Regions from separate parts of the Mus musculus genome. Here region 1 is linked to region 2. A link is a loop called in an ENCODE intact Hi-C map of the cell type or tissue named here. Cell type or tissue: left cerebral cortex. All regions are shown on one strand. Links, peaks and the distances in the headings refer to the core of each region. The heading gives the core; the rest is flanking DNA.

The links. Peaks named below come from ENCODE experiments on the same cell type or tissue, not always from the same donor. Only the 100,000 strongest peaks of a DNase experiment are listed, where the experiment ranks them.
Region 1: a loop joins it to region 2, with 2.6 times the contacts of the local background. A loop is called at or near these places in 2 of 42 quality-filtered maps.

The regions. Positions count from the first base shown.
Region 1 is chr11:57,027,046-57,035,875 of GRCm38, reverse strand. The region is part of intron 2 of Gria1 (glutamate receptor, ionotropic, AMPA1 (alpha 1)); the gene reads right to left. Among named protein-coding and RNA genes, the nearest start is that of Gria1, 20 kb to the right of the region's middle. In left cerebral cortex, for the core only: no CTCF peak of the experiment used is centred there; DNase peaks (open chromatin) are centred at 2,631, 4,117 and 5,233; H3K27ac peaks cover 920 bases.
Region 2 is chr11:57,265,895-57,274,724 of GRCm38, reverse strand. The region is part of intron 11 of Gria1 (glutamate receptor, ionotropic, AMPA1 (alpha 1)); the gene reads right to left. Among named protein-coding and RNA genes, the nearest start is that of Fam114a2, 250 kb to the left of the region's middle. In left cerebral cortex, for the core only: no CTCF peak of the experiment used is centred there; DNase peaks (open chromatin) are centred at 2,913, 3,405, 3,827, 6,072 and 1 more place; H3K27ac peaks cover 3,414 bases.

The DNA of each region.
Region 1 (8,830 bases), core at 596-8,595, 240 kb after region 2:
TTCTATTATTATTTTAACGCACCAGACTCTAAGCAAGACCCAGAGAGCCACAGAGCACTGCCCTGGCAGATGGTGAAAGGAAGCAGGGGGTGGGGTGGCTCTATTTTGGGGTTTTGTTGTCCTGTCACTTTCATGTCAAAGAGGCTTTGGGTCGAGATATTTCCCAACTAAATTACAGAATCCCATCCAGGGCATTTTTACTTTCCACGTCCCTCATTGAGATAAGAACATTGGATTTTTCTGGTGAAGACTCTGGAGGGCATCTCCAAAGGAGCTTGTAACCGCAAACAATTAGATTGAACAAACAGTAATAGTTCCCATTTACTGGCTACTTACTGTGCTCCAGGTCTTATGCTAAGCACTTTCTAAGTTTATCTGCTTTGGTCCACACGACTTAAGAGGAATGTGTCATTACTGTTGCTTTACAAAATGAGAAACCAGGGCTTTGAGAGCTTAAGTCGCTTATAAAATCACCTGCGATCCAAAATTAGGGAAGCCAAAATCCTCACTCTTAACCATTATCCTACCCTGGGGGCATCTATGGCTTGTTATTATAGGCAGTTGGCTACCTAGTCCTATTATCATTGTCTACTCTCTAAGGGCTGAGGGTCTCCACAGTTGGTGTTGGCCTTTTGGGGGGTAGAGAAGGTAGAAAGTCAAAGGGGACAATAAAAGCCCATAAAAGGGGGGAGGGGCTGATGAAATAAAAGGAAAATAAATAATGTGTTACTGAAGGAATGATAAAAGGCCTCACAGGACAATAGTGGTATCTGAGAGGATGACAGATAGTATCAAAAGCACAATATTACCATTACTCCCCTATCCAGAACTGTTGAAGATTCTGAGCTGGTCTCCCCACACACCTCTATGGCATTTTGAGTCATGATTAGAGAATTATGCACGTTCTCTTTGCCATGAGATTTTTGTCAATCATCCCTACAGATTCAAGGATGTGACTTTACTTGAACCAATGCAATATTTAAGGTTGTGACACAAAGTAGAAAAAAATGTCAATTTATGATCAGGGTTAGCTCCAACTCCTGTGATCCTTCGCCAGATGTTCTGACCCCTGTGATTCTTCGCCAGATGTTCTGGCTTCCTGGACCTTTCTTTACTCCTGAGAGAGATACACAGCAGACACTTGTCTTTCTGGGAATCCAGACCATCCAGCTGAGGACAGGGGGAACTACAGTCAATTTGAGGTCAGTAATAGACTTTTAAGTCTTTGTTTTATGTAGCTGAGGCATTTGGTAAACACTGTCTATCACACATTAGTTTTATATCACTGCATCAGTTTGCATCAGTTTCCCACAGGGAATCTTGGTGACTTTAGAAAAGTAAAATCATATACTTATACTACTATTAATAACTATATAGTATTTAAAATTAATCTTAAATTCTTATCACCATGACAAAACTCTGCCTATCTCTTTGCTCAGCATGCTTTGGCTATATATTTTGCTTTTTGTTTATAGAATATGCAACTTTGCTCCCATGTTAAAGTCTGTATATTTGCTATTCTTTCCTTTCTGGGTTATTCTGGTCATTGGGTCTATAATGTCTACTGTGATAACCTCTATCCATATGTGGCTACTTAACATTAATAAGATTGAAAACTATTAAAGATTTAACTCTAGTAGTTATATTTCAAATGCTTAGTAAATGAGTGTAGTCAGTGGCTGTTTTAATAGACAGCACAATGCTGATTTATATCTCCCAGCGTTACAGAAGGTTCCATCCATCACAGTGCTGTAATGATTAATCTGACTGTCAGGTTGATAGGATCTAGAATCACTTAGGAGACAAGCCTCTGTGTGCATTCGTGATAGATTTCCTAGATTGTGCTGAGGTGGGGAGACCCATCTTGACTATGGGTGTCACAATCATGTGGGCTGGGGCTCTGGACTGGGTGAAAAGGAAACAACAAGCTGAGAGCTGACCTTTCTTTCTCTCTCCTTCCCTCTGCTTCCTGACTGTGGATATAATGTGACCAGCTGCCTCACACACCTGTTCCTATGGCTTTCTACAGATGGACTGGACCCCCAAACAATGGGCTAAGTTATTTCTTGTCAGGCATTTCTGACATAGAGACCAAGAAGGAAACAAATACAAAGACTCAGTCCAACTATCCCCTCTTCACAGAAGCCATACACAAACCATCCTTCTAAAATCTCTCTTTGAAGACATCCACCTGTTGTTTGTTTGTTTGTTTGTTTTTTAATGGACCTTGACAACTTCCTTCATCTCCCTCCTTGGGCACAGAGAAGCTTCCATTCTTGCCCCAAGCCACAGGAGATGGAGGCAAACACAAGAACCAAGCATGTGCAGCCCCTACCCTGCCTGTGCCTCCATCGGCTGAGTCAGAAGCATTTAAGAAGTATTTAAATTCATGGTTTCTATTTGTTCTGCAGCGTGTCCACCCTAAGAGCATTTGGGGCTTTGATGGGTTTTCTGCTGTGGTCCTAGGGCTGATGCAGAGTGGGTGGACAGTAAACGCCGCTGGACTGAATAAGTGGGTGGAGAGTTAGCAGGTGAAGAGAAGAACTCTCTCTGGGGAGGCAGTCACAGGAAGAGAAGCAATGTGAAAGCGGTTCGGAGATCTGCAGGCAGGACTGGGAGTGCATCTGCCTGAAGCACAGAGTAAGCAGAGCTTTAAGTCTGAAATAGGAAGAGAGAGACTGTACTAGAGAGGGGCCTGGACTCTGGGCTGATTTTTATCATAATGCAAGATGACTAGTCTTCGGTGACATTTTTCAGACAGAGAAGGTTCAAGACTAGAAACAGCAGAAAGGACACTGTCTGCCAGCTATGTGTCAGTGGAGCACAGTGTGGAGGAGCCGGGCAGAAGGTGGAAGCTAGAACCTTAGTAGCCAAGAAATGGAACTAGGGACCAGTTCAAGGGTCAGAGGAGCTGCAAGATGAACATGTGGCATGTGAGGGGTGGAGGGCTGAGAGACCTGAGGAGGCTGGGAGCCATTCCCGAGCACAGATGAATGGTACCCCAGCAATCAAAAGCGGAAGCGGCAGGTCAGAGCCACATTCTGCTTCCTTATCTAAGTATGGACGCTCGTTTCAGATATTAGATGTGGAGGATAGTATGCTGGACAATGGGGAGACATTGGGGAGGAAAGCAGCACACATTTTTGGGAGAAACACCAATAGCGATAGGCTAAACAAACACAGGCCTGTAAAGTTAATGTCCCTGGTAGGGGTGTGGAGACCACCCAACACCCATAGACTACAAGAAACAACGATGGAAGACTGGGCTTTGCCACTGAGAAATCCACATATAACCCAAGAGGAATTGGTTCACTAGGCCAGTCAGAGGAGAAGCCACATACCAAAGCGCTGAGAGTCATCTACCCCCAACCCCCATGTTGGTTCTTCTTGTCTGGTGTGAGGAGTCAGTGGAGAGCAGAGAGCTGGGAGATCATGTTCATTGCCATCTAGGAGGCTACAACACAAGAGAAGTGAGGGATGCAGGAGAAGTGAGGGGTACAGGAGAAGTGAGGGATGCAGGAGAAGTGAGGGATGCAGGAGAAGTGAGGGATGCAGGAGAAGTGAGGGGTACAGGAGAAGTGAGGGATGCAGGAGAAGTGAGGGATGCAGGAGAAGTGAGGGATGCAGGAGAAGTGAGGGATGCAGGAGAAGTGAGGGATGCAGGAGAAGTGAGGGATGCAGGAGAAGTGAGGGATGCAGGAGAAGTGAGGGATGCAGGAGAAGTGAGGGATGCAGGAGAAGTGAGGGATGCAGGAGAAGTGAGGGATGCAGGAGAAGTGAGGGATGCAGGAGAAGTGAGGGATGCAGGAGAAGTGAGGGATGCAGGAGAAGTGAGGGATGCAGGAGAAGTGAGGGATGCAGGAGAAGTGAGGGATGCAGAACTGGCTCCTCCTGTTTGCTCAGACTCTGCTCCAATTCAATGAACCTCAGTTAACAAATGGAACCCGGAACAGGAGGTGAGTTCTTCAACCTAACATTTCCTTCACACAAAGTTCAGACCTCAGTATCATTTTGTGATCGATCACATGCTTGGGAAGGGGTACCCAGAAGAATGTAGTTCTTCTTCTCTGAAAGAATGAATCATACACGCGTAGGCACACAGGAACCTCCTGCCATCCTGATAAGCAACTCTAGCATCTTCTAGAGCTAAGCCAGGAAGTGCAGCCAACCGCATCCCCTTTCTGTGAGGGATGCTTAGGAAGCCTCTGCTTGCATGTTCAGGGCTTCTGTACCTGTTGACTCGTCTGCTCAGGCAGAGGACCCAGAGTTAGGTACCTACAGCACCCATACTGGGTTACTCAGAATAACCTATAACTCCAGCTCCAGGGAATCTGATGCCCTCTTCTGACCTCAAGGGTATCTACATATATGTGGTATACATGCACACACGTACACATGTAAATAAAAATAAAATAATAAAAATAAATCAAAAATAAAATATTTTCTTTAATATGAGTATGTTTATTGTCCCCCTCTTTTGCTAGAATATCTAGTTTATAGAGACCAGGACCAGACTACCATTTTTCAGTGTTTCTTTTGTGACTAGTCAAGTGTTGAATCAAGTTGGTAGTTGCTTCTATCAGTGGGTTATTCTTGCAAAGCAAGGCAGCCCCTATTACATGATGTGCAATACTATGTAACCCCTGCAGCCTTGGCAGGTCCACAGGTTGCTGGGGCATGACCTCTCTGGGACTTGAGTGCATGAAATTTTTAGTCATCTCTGACACCTGTGCTCTCTTTCTCCCAGAACCAGCAGGCTCTACAGGCATGCTCTTCCATGGGTCTTGCTTGAGACAGATCTATGGACCGGCAAATATCCAGAGTAAGTCACACTAGCAGACACAACGTGAATGGATTAGTGACTTGGAGGAGAGAAAACTTGCCTAGCAATAATAATGGCATCTACTACGAAGCACATAAAAACTAATGACTTCATGCAGGCCTTACACAAGATCAACTGGCCTATGTGACTGCATCTCTTTCCAGCTACAAGAACCCCATGCTTGAGAATGACAGTACATTGTTAATTTGTGACCTGTGAAAGAAAGCCATGCCTCTCTTCCCTTGGATAAATACCAGCTTAGGATCTCAGTATGTTTAGCCCAAGTTAAAGCCTCTTTCCTGTGATCCTGGCTCTCCCTGGCCTCCCTTCTTCAGGCCCAGGGAAAGTTTTATTCCTGCCAAAGACTAAAGGAGATGGAACCAATTAGAAGATGGGACCATCTGGTGGTGTGGGCTTAGCCGATCTGGAGCCAAGATTCCCACTGGGACTGTGAAAGTGTTCGTGCATAGTAGATTGAGTGAGGAGAGCAGGGACTGTTCTGTCACTGGGAGAGTGTATAGGTGACAGATTCTTTAGACTTAACACACTTCAGAGGTCGCCTCAAGGGATGAGACACCGAGGCAAGTGTGACAGCGCTGGCTGTTCCAGCTATACTATGGGTCAATTTTGTTCCTGGTTGGGCAGGCATTATCAAACATCACGCATAGCTATCGCTCATGCATTGGCCTCTATTTCAAACCTCTGCCCTCCCTGGCCTCTGATCTTGTCTGAATTCTCTTTTAGAGACTCTTCCAGTTCAGGAAATGGACTCTCTCCTCTCTGAATTTTTCCTTCTTCGGAGATATGCTGTAGGAGGATGTCTGTCTTGTTTTGCTCTTGAGCATCTGACCTCCATTCTGTGGGTTATAACATATTGTGGGAAAGGATTGTCTCAGGAGTGTTGTGTGTAGTTTTTGCTAACCTGCTATAAGCTCTGAGTGGACCACACTTCCAGCCCCTACCTAGATTCTGTTGGATCCACGGATAAAAAAAAAAAATAACACACACACACACACACACACACACACACACACACACACACACACATACACTCACACCAGTTAATCTTAAAATGCCTTTGCTAACTCAATGACTGGGCACTCCTAAACCTCCCCTGCCACCCTAGACATAATTGGATAGAGTGACCATTGGCCACTCCAACCAAAAACTCATATGGCTGGTTGGCTTTATCTCTTTCTCCTCCTCCTCCTCCTCCTCCCCCTCCCCCTCCTCCTCCTCCTCCTCCTCCTCCTCCTCCTCCTCCTCCTCCTCCCCCTCCTCCTCCCCTAGTTCTCTCGATTCTCCTTGTGCCCTCCTGTGCAATTCTAAGTGTCCCGCTCCATCCTCAGTCATTGGTTGCTGGTTTCTTTATTAGTCAATTAAGAACCAGTTGAGGACTAGGACCTTTGCAGCAGAACCACCCCCTACACAGGTGTTATGACCAAGGATCGGGCAGGGTGATTAGGTGAAAGCAGATGTGTTCAGGATGGTACGACTGTGGACAGGGTAGTGATCATTTGTCCCCTTACCCTCCAAGAATGATCACTGGTCTACATTTAGGGCAATCACAAAACCGTAACACCCTGGTTACTTCACACATTCAAAAATGAGCTTGTGACCAGGTTTTTGTACAATGACACCAGTGCCAGGATTTTGTATTGTCGATGGGAAAGGAAAGCACCTCCACCACTGGAATTTGAGGACCAGCGGGAGGTGGTAGTGTTTTTGGACTGATATGTATCAACTGTGTCTGACTACAACATGAAGCCTAAAGATCCAGAGGCCATGACTCTGTCTTAGTGCCAATTCAAGTCCTTGAATCCAGAGACAAACTGAAACAAAAACTATTCAGATAAATGTTTGGTTTTTTTTTTTAAACCACTTGTCATCATGGAGCCTTCACTGTCCCCTGCACAAACAGTGTTGTCCTTTGTCTCTCCAAACGAGGATTTTCTTTAGTCCACTCTTACAGACTGAACCACTTGAGAAGAGTTCTGGATTAGCAGTGCTAACATATTGGGGCCTGGGATAAACTTAGCCTAGCAGTTTCAATTTTTTTCCATCCTGCAAAGGGATCCATTCATAGATAATGACCACCCTCACAGGAAGACATTAAAGATTAATTAGTCACATTGTATCCATGGTATGTTTATGTTAATGGATAAGAAGCCTGGGTAATTATAACACCCTGCCTTTGCCCAGCACTTTTGATTCTTCAAAGCCCTTTCAGATGAGTAATGGCAGTGGCTTGCTCTAATGACCCTTAGACTCCGCTTTCAGCATCCCATACTGTATATCTGGAAGATAACTAGACTCAGAAGTTCATTCTGCAAGTATTTGTCAGCACCAGCATCCAACAAGTTATCAGAATTCTGATTTATTATGTTTAAGCTCATTGCAAATAGTTCTATTGACCTTATTGCTCACAAAATCAGAGTAAAAGTTTTTAAAAATAAAGTAAGGCTAGTGAGCTGGCTCAGAAGTTAAAGGCACTTGCTCCCAATCCAACCCCCTGAGTTTGGGCCCCAGGATCCATAAAGTGGAAGGAGAGGACCAACTCCTTCAAGTTGTCCTCTAACTGCTACAAGTGTGTGCACGCACACATGCAAGAAAAATAAATACATGTAGTTTTAAACTATTAAACAAATATTAGACAAAAAAATCCTCCATTTAAGAAGAATTTACTTTAAAAATGCTTTAAAGATAATCAAGTTCTTAAGAAGAAAAAGGAAGGCTATGAATATAATACCCAATGAAAGGAGGCAGCGTGTGTAAGGCCATTTAAGGCAATTCAAGCGTGTGTGTAAGGACGTACAGAGGATCCTTTAGGAAGCTGTCTGTAAGAATGAGGGTGTAACACTCAGGAGTAGCCTGGCTGCTACTGCAAATACAAAAGCCATGTTATAAAGCAGCAAACACACCTGACAAGTCTCAGTTGATATGTTCACAAAAAAAAAAAGATAGGAAATTTATGTTTTGTATTGTAATTCCACAAAATTTAATTTTGTTTAGTGTCTCTGTTCCCACGGCTTTCTGTAAAGTGCAGTGTTTGAAGTACATAAAATAAAAGACAATATCAGAAGATCTCCCTTATCCTAAGCGTTCTACTTGATGCGGACACTGAAACATGCCCAGCTGTTCGGTGACGATTTCACCACCCTCTTCATTCGTGGCAGTTCTGCCTGTAACCTCGAGAGTCTTGAACCTCCAATGGTCTTGGGCTTTGCTGAACTTTGAGGGTGACTGACTATGACATACCAAAGTACACTGAGAGAGCCATTGTTGTTAGAAAGAATTGTCCAGTAACTCCTTAACCAAGCTAGCAGGAAGTACAACGAGCTGCTTAAGTGCACAGGGCATGTGACCAGACAACCTACAGTGTTGCAGGCAGTGACGCAGGCAATAAGGCCTGCCATCATACCTTGGAAGGTATCTGCAGACGGACTACAGGATAAGGAGAGCACACCCAACACGTAGCTGTCGAGGAACCAAATTGGAAATGCTCAGCCTGCTGTACCTCAACTGACAGCCTCTCGCTTATCTCTGAAGGGAAGTCTTTCCTTATGTCTCTGGAGTGGGAAGAAGGTGTGAATACCCCTGACATGTAGCCCTCCCCATGATGCCCAAATATGTTTGATGTTATCTCCATGGTCTCTTGAATGCAGCTGAGGTCCCAAAACAGACCATCAACGTTTTCAACAAAGCAGATGAAGTTCACACATCTACAGCCAAGCCAGAATGTAGTGATATTTTATTTAAAAAAAAAATAGAGCTTTCAGAGGATAAGAGTGCTGGCTGTACAATCGTGACCTTAGTATAGAACCTAGTATCCTTTGGGCATGTCAATGCATGAACCTGTACTCTAGTGCTGTGGGAGACAGACACAGGAGAAGAGCTGGACCATCAGCTTAGTTTACGGTTCAGTGAGAGTCACCGTCTCAAGGGACTAAGATGGAGAATGATAGAGAAGGCTTTCCAATGTGCTTCCTTCTTCTCTGCTGATGGGCA
Region 2 (8,830 bases), core at 232-8,231:
ATTATGTATGATACAAAGTTAAGACAATAAAGTTTGTTTCTTTAAATTCACTGTAAAAACCTGAAGTTCCCACACATTCTGACAGTTCCCCGCCATTGGTGAATCACTGTCAAATCTTCCCATTTCTTCCTCAAGAGATCCCATCAAGCACAGCTTCCCTCTTGACAATATCAAGGCTGAAGACCAGTTGGACTTCGGTCTTGCCCTAGGCTGTACATTGTGAGGAACAGGCTCCAAAGAGGCTTCCTTCCAGTGTTCAGGAGATTGAGGGGGTGGAGACTTCCTCCTAAACCTCAGGAGATGAGGGTCTTCTACATCTTTCTGAAGAAGGCAGAGAATACTGTTTTCATCAGGCCCCAGTGCTTGGCATCCATCTCTACCATTCATCTCCTTTTCTGTGCTCTCTGCATCCAAGAACATGGGTTAGTCCCTTTCCATGTGCACAGGAGATGAGCCAGGCAGCGTTGTAAGCTGGCCTCTGTCCTGTGCTTACTCAAGGCTGTGCTCAGTTACAAAGGGGAGCTTACCTATGGGACAGTGCTGATCTTCACTCATCAGCTGAACTTAAGCTGATGATCTTACCTAGTGGGCCTGCTCCAGGCATGGAGTTCATCAAAAGAATATTCTTCAGTAGGAGACAGAAGCTGGAGAGATTGAAAGTGTGTATACTATGGCTGGAGTCAGGGATAGTTTCTATCATCAAGATGCAACTGTGTGAGTCCCCAGCTGAGAACCAAGTCACAGCATGCTGGCTCTGATTCCAGAATTGGGACCTACTATGTTAATATGCTGAGTTAATACTTTACAACACAGAGGTAGGCACAATAAACCCCTGTCAATCATACAGCAGAGACTGTCCTGGGGTGGGGCCAAGCCTTGCCTCCCTTCTCAGCACCCTAGTCACCTCCACCTTCCTCCTCCTTCATCTGTACTCTTAATCTTCCATCTTGTTTCTTGACAGATGTTCTCAAGCGATTTTTCTCAGCTTCAAATTCTGCCTCAGAAGGTGTCTACTCCAGAAGCTTCTCCCAGTTTCTCCATCAGGACTATCTCTACAAGTGCCAAAGCTTTACCAGTGCTTTTGTTAGATATTACATTTACCTAAACTCCAGGCCACGTGAGAGAGCTTCTTCTCTTTTATTAAAGCATATATGCTGTGATATGTCAAGGTGTAATAAAAGACAAACACAAATCCTTAAATCTTGGCTTAAAAATCAATAAATTTTTAAAAAATATTAATTTTTAAGATATAATTGCTTGATGTCAGTCTTCCATTTCCTCTTTCCAACTCTTCCCATAATCCCATCCTCTGCTCTCTCTCAAATTCATAGCTGCTATTTCTTTAATTGCTTTAAAAAGTTTTAAAGGTTTGTCTCGCTTTTCTTACGTGTTTGTGTGTGGGTATGTGCAGCTAAGTGTAGAGCCCAGAGAGGCTGGAAGGGGTGTCAGACTTCCTGGGACTCAAGCTAGAGTCAGTTTTGAGCCACTCCATATGAATGCTGGAAGCCAAACTTAGGTCCTCTGCGAAAGTAATACGTGCTCTTAACGGATGTGCCTTCTCTCTAGCCTCTTCCTTACTAAAATTTATTTTTGTGAGACTATTTCACATGAGATTTACTTGTGGAACACAATTTTAAGTGTGCAATATATCGACATTGCTTGTTTATATGAGGTTGTAAAAAGGAGCTCATAGCTTATCCATCTGGCTTGACTGGAAGTCGACACCCAGTGATGACACCTGGGATGGAGAGATAGCTCAGCAGTTAAGAACGCTTACTGTTTTTCCAGAGGAAAGGGTTTTAGTTCCCAGCACCCACATGACACAGGGCAGTTCACAACCATCAGTAGGTATGCATGTTGGTCACAGACATTCACACAGGCAAAACACTCATACACAGAAAATAAAAAGAATAAATGTAAACCAGAATATATCTACACATTTCTTTTTCACTCCACATGAATGTCCATGATGGTTAATCACAATTGTTAACTTGATTGGCTCTAGAATCACTTGGAAGATGAGCTGGGCATATGGCGATGTCCTTAGGAGATTATCTGATTAGTTTAATTTAGGTGGGAAGTACCCATCATGAGTAGCTCCCTTCCCTGTGCTAGAATCCTGGACAATATCAAAAGGAGAAGCTGAATTAAACATTAGCATTCAGTGCTTTCTGCTTTCTGATTGTGGAAGCAGTGTGACCAGATACCTCTGTAACTTCCCCACCATGATTGAATTGAACCTCAATGGGCCCAAATCAACTATTTCTCCTGTGAATTCTGCCAAGGTATTTTATTGTAGTAATAGGGAAAACAGCCAAGACACTGACATTCATTCCTCCAGTCTGTGAATTTGACTTTTCCAAAGATATTATTTGATATTTGCACTTTGCCTGGTTTAATTTCATTTGGCAATGTCCCCAGGGTTCCCCCTTGATGCCACAGAGACTTTTGAAGGCTAAAAGGCACTCCTGTGAGCATGCAGACAAGATGTGCTTATCCACTCATTGATCAATGTACGTTTTGGTTATTCCCACATCTTAGCTATTACAGTTGGTGTTACAGTAGACATAGAGGTTCGGGCATCTCTCCAGTTCCTGAGAATACTCTGGGATAAGTACCGAGCACTGGATTGCTGCCTTGCACGGCAGTTCTCTGAGTTCGTGACGACTCTTTATACTTGTCTCCATAGGCTCTGTGTCACTGTTCGTTCTCACTAAGTCTACAAGAATGCCATGTTCCTCACTGTCTGCACAGAACATGCCTTTCGGTACACTTCCTACTCTTGTCAAGTGTCTGTGATGGGTGGGTGCATTGGGGAACTTAGAGAAGCCCACATCTGAAACATTCCCTGCTTCCCAGCTGATCTTCTGTCTTTCCGAATCTTCCTCTATTGCATGCTGCTGCCTGCCTGATTCTGCTAACAGCCTGGCATGTAGCAAGCTCTGTTCAGTCCCACACTGGTGCTTTCAGTCTGTGCTACGCCTAGGTCTGCTTCCAGCCCTCCGTTCCACCTCCTCCCCATCTGTGACTACCCTCTCTGCACTGCACAAGTAGATCCCAAGTAACTAGAAAAAGAATGGATTCTTTTAAGTTTGACTCCTCTGAAGTTCCTAAGGTTAGGCACTCAGCAAATATTTTTGGGTTTGCACACAAAACTGAAAACTGCAGGTGCCAAACTCTCTCTGCTTATATTCCACATGCATTCCCCAAACAGCAGTGTCATTAGGAATTGGCATGGTTTGCTAGTTTATTACAGGCAGCATTAGCTCACTATTAGTATATTTACATTTGTGTTTATATAACGTGTGTGTGTGTGTGTGTGTGTGTATGTGTGTGTGCATGTGTATACATATTTGTCTATGTGTGTAGAGGCAAGTTGCTTCCCACCTTGAGTTTGGAGACAGCGTTTCTCCCTGTACCTTGAATTGACCAACCGCCCTGGCTGGCCAGGAAGCCCACTAGGATCCTCCTGAACAATCCCCCTAGCCTCCCATCAGGAAGGTTAAAAACATCATCAACAATATGCTTTACACATCACTTTGAAAATGAGCAAAGTAATTTCATTGACTGTTTTTCTTTTTTCTTTGAGAACATCCTCCTTCTCTACATGACTAACACTAAACTGAAAGTTGTAATTAGCAGTCAGGAAAGCATACGCTTTTAAAGTGATAGCAGATTAGATAGGGCTTTTCTAGAGATGTCATAAAACTTCTTCCCTTGAGGGTGGACATGGGTCTCACTGGTTGGTTATTGATACGGAAGTAATGCCATTGGGAAGGAAGTTATAGTTCAAGGTCCTTCCTGGCCTCAGGTTTTAAGCGAGCCACTTGCCATTGCTGCATGTATAAACTGACCAAGTTGAGTCTCCAAGTAGCCTGCCTAGTAGCTAATGCTTTGGGTTTTGTGAACAACCCCAAAGCTGAACTTGGCTGGAGTAGGATCCCAACCTGTCTTTAGCCACAGGGGTTCAGGGGTCAACGGCTGGGCAGATTCGTTGCTGGCATTGATGTTGCTGACATTGACATTGCTCAACCGTTGGTTATCAAGGGCCCTCAACACTGAGCGATAGCAATCATTTATCTCTGCTTCCTGACCATAGATGCAAGGTAACCAGATGTCCCGAATTCCTTCCATCACAACCATGAGGGACTGTACCCTCAAACAGTGAGCCCAAACAACCCCCCCCCCCGCTTTGCTTTTTTGGAGGGTCAGATAATTTGTCACACAAATGAGGAAAGCAACTAAGACTAAGACACTGGAGGATAATGAGCGGCCAGACTCCTTCATTGTAATGACCGCTCACTTGTGCTTCCCAACTCTTGTCTCAACTCCTGGGGAGCTGGGTCTGGCCTGCTTCTGTCCCTCAGGCTTTGTCTAGTACCCCAATGAGGATGAGAGCCCCTCTGTACACATTCCCATAGCTTCTTAAGAGTTAACATTTAAATTGGCAGAGGAAAGCTTCCTGAGAATTAGAAATGGAGTAGGCCCCTGGAGAGAGAGAAAAAATTGCCTGAGAACTTGGGGGTGGGGGTGGGGGTGGGGGCTTGGCATATCAGAGCAGGTCACTGGGGAGCAGCAGTGTGAACCATTGGGAAAATCCCTATTTCATTTCAAGTCCATTTCCCTAGAGAGAGGGCCACACTCATCTACCTGAGGGCTGTTATAACATACATAAAAAAAAATAAATAAATCATTTAATTTCTGAGCCTCAGCATGATTTCTCCCACCCCTAAAATAATCAGGACAGTGGTGCTGACCCCCGAGGCAGCTACCAGCCTTTGTGATACTGAAAAATCAAAACGCTCCTTGCAAAGGAGCCGCAAAGTTCTGATATTGTTAAGTCAGAAGCGGTATCACACATGCGTTTTCCTAACGTGACCCTTCCTTCGTAATTAATGCTGGGTCCAGCATTAGACAGAGGTTAACTCAGGATGACGCCTCCCTGGCCTCCCTGTCTTGCCCTGTTACAGTGACCGACAAACAGGTGAGGCCTGACTCTGAGATTTTTCACTTAACATTGTGATCTTGCTCTATTTTCTCATCTCCCCATCTTTAAAACTGGAATCATCCTATTGTGAACTCAACGGATTGTTACTGAAATTGGGTGAGGTAACATGGGCACCATCGTGGTGATGAACATGTTACGTCCCCGTTCTGTGTTGTCACATTCTCCAGCCATCTTGGAGAACTGATCTGACCTTCAGAGGTTTCTGGCCCGTCCTCACACAGTCCTTAATCTAGTCTCTACATTCTATTGATAAAACCAGGATTCCCTAGGGACTTCCAATACTTGCTTTAGCCTCCCCCACAAACCCAGGGAGGATGACCTTCAAAGTCTAGTCAAGAGTCCTCGCCAAACAGATTGTGTATCTTATGCAAATTACCAAGGAAGGATTGCGGTAGACATGGAGTCCGATTGGTGTTAGGTGAGAAGGTGCACTATGTTTCCCCAGGGAAGTTCTAATTCGGAGGCATGAGAGACCTAGGAAGCAGGGAGAGCTAGGGGGACTGAATAGATCTCATACCCAGGAACTGATGGGCTTTGTACCACCTGAAACCACAGGCAGGCTCAGTCTGTCTTTCAAAGTGAATGCTCCAGAGAAGAATGGCAGTGGTTTTAACCCAGGGAAGGGCCCTGTCTATGAGTTCTTGGTTTATCCATCTTTAAACACCCCACCAGCAGACATAAGACTGGAGGCTGAGCTGGACAGGAACCAGGGGCCACCGTCAGTCATACCCTGTCTATAAGCCAACTGCTTTGTTCTCTTTTTGACCTTTTAAAAATACATTTTAGTGTGTATATGTGTGTGTGTGTCTGTGTTTATGTTTGTGTAAATATGTGTATGCATGTCTGTGTGTGTATGTGAGTATATATATATTTGTGTGTGTGTGTGTGTGTGTGTGTGTGTGTGTGTGTGTGTATGTTGGGGGTTGTGCATGTGGACTGCCCAAGGATCCCAGAGGCATCTTCTCTCCTGAAGCTAGAGTTACAAGTGGCAGTGAGCTGCTCAATGTGGGTTTTAGGAACTGAATTTGGATCGTCTGCAAGAGCAGTAGGTATTCTTAACTCCGAGTCATCTTTCCAGCCCCCTCCCCCACTTCTTATTTCTTTGTTTCTCTCTTGCCCTTTTTCCTGAGACAGGATCTCATGTCGTTCAGGTTGGCCTCTGTCCAACTAACTCCAGAGCCCAGGCTGGCCTTGAGCTCCTGATTCTCCTGCCTTTATCTCCCTAATCTTTGGAATCACAGAGAAGCCCCTCTATGTTTGGTTGCTGATCACCCTTTGAAAGTCTGCAAAGAAGAATTCTTCAGCCACTGGCTCGAGAGGTTTGGAAACCTCAGATGTGCTGGCATTGGGGCCAGATGAGACTCAGTGGTGGGCACTGAGCTTCTTCTCCCGTGGCAGGGCGTCCAGCACATCCAGAGACACAAATGTTTCCCCTCATACAGGGAACTGAGATTTAGGTTCATTCAGATCAGACCTGAGATGAGAAGAGGAGCTAGAGGAGGGGACGAGGAGCTCTAAGGGCACGGGTCAGGGCACAGGAGAGGACATGGAATGTCTGGGCCATGAAAGCAGAAGAGGGCACTCTTTGGGCCAGAAGGGGATTAGGGGAGGGTGGTGGGAGGCAATCAACATGTACTCCATTTCATATAGATATAGACACACACACACACACACACACACACACACACACACACACACACACACACACACATATATATGCTTGAAAATATAATAGTGGAATTTACCTCTCTGCCCTACATACTTAAGCTTCTGGGTTTAACCTCCAATATAGGAACAAAACAGTACGAGCGCTCCCCTACCAGCCCATAGGTCTAGTGTGGCAGAATTGACCTAATTATTCTTTACTTTTTAAAAGTACCTTTTATTTACTTTCTTTTTAAAAGTATACTTTTGTACAGCCTGTTTTTGCCTGGGTTTCAACCTCCTTACACTTTAATAGCACTCTCTTGTCTATTTTATTTTCTTCTGTCTGCCACGCCTTCTTTATTTCCCCAGATCGCAGCCACTCTTATTCTTACATTTATTGACAACACTGGTAAACTTTTCGCATATCACAGTTATAAAAATGTATGTGCAGATGTAAATCACAGGCAGTATTTATTTAGACACTCATTTATTTCTTGAACCTGTACAGGCCAAGAAAAGCTCCGTGACAGGCACTGGGGAAGTGGTAAAACTTGGTCCTTTTCTTCTTACAACTCAGAATTGGCCTTGTGTTTCAGTGTTCCAAAGGCTGCAGTCTTTTGACCAGCAATTCTGACATCACCTGAGGTTTGTAACAAGTGAAAACTCTTGGGCTGAGGAGATGGCTCAGCAGGTAAAGGTACTTGCCGCCCAGCCTGAGGAACTGAGTTTACCCGGAGACCCACATGGTGGAAGGAGAGAACCAAATTCCCAAAGTTGTCCTCTGACCCCGCCATTTGTACTATGGCATAAGCATATGCGCAATAAAAGAAACAAAAGATAGCAAACTCTGCCTTCATTCCAGGCCTACTGATAGAAATTGCATCTTTGGAAGATTCTCTAGTATGGAAAAGTTTCAGAAGTGATGGCTAAGGATACAGTGAATAAGCATCAGAAACAGTAGATGCTGTAACACTGGACATTGGGAGTGAATGAATAGACCAAGTTGTTGAATATTTATTTGATGACCCCTTTCCCTTACAAAATTAAAAAATTCACTTGTGAGTTCAAGAGGATTACATCTTGTTCCATCCCCATTTTTTGTGTGTGTGTGTGGTGTGTACGTGCGTATGTGTCTATGTTATGGGTGCATATGAGTTTGTGTACATATATGTAGAGGTCAGAAGTCCCTATCATGTGACTCTCTCGATCACTCTCCACCTTAGTATTTGAGACAGAATCTCACTGAACCTGCACCTCATGGATTCAGCAAGACTTGCTGCCATCAAACTCCAGGGAGCCCCCTTCCTCATCTTCTCAGTGGTGAAGTACATTTCCATGCCTGCATGCCCAGCTTTGAATATGGGTGCTGGGATCCAAACACAGGTCACCAGGCTTTTGTGGCAGGGGATTTGCCCACTGAGCCAACTCTTCATCTCCCCAAATTCTATTCCTCTTGAGGAAATCTCCTACTAACTCGCTGGGTCCTGAGATCCTGTCTCCTCTTGTCATATTTCTGTGCTAACATTGATAGACTGAATTGTTCACAAACACAGTCAAATAAATTCGTGGGTTTTAGAAGATTGAGCAATGATGGAGCTGTTCGATTTTTGACAACATAGCTTTGATATATCCAGCACGGTGCTTTGTTTAGCTACCACTGAGGGGGGTCGGGGGCTTGCTTATTGTCTTCAGACCCACACGGCTTCATCATCGTTGACATCAACAGAAACCGAAAACTCACAGGGTGAATTGGAACAGAATTTTGCTCAGAATGGTTTTTCCTCTGTGGTTCAAGGTTATGGATGCATTTGCTCTTTGTGCCATTTTTTACGTCTATTATATGTGGAGAGCTGGGTGATTCTTGGCTCAGCCAACACTCCTAATTTAACTGCCCTTCATATCTGGTATGTAGTTAGACCGTTAGACTCAGCTGCTAAAAATGAACTAACAAAAACCCTAACTTTTCAAATTTTCTCCTCTCAGGCTATGCCTGTGCAACTCCAGCTTGCCTCCTGCATTAAGGCTAAAAGTCAATGAAGAACGTGTGTTCTGAATGCAAAATAAATTCCTTTATGTTCCCCACTACCTGTTATCTTCCCTCGAGGAAATACAACATGAGTCTAGAAGGTCAATTTAGATGAAAACCAACTCATCTTCTGCCTTTTCTCCAGAAGT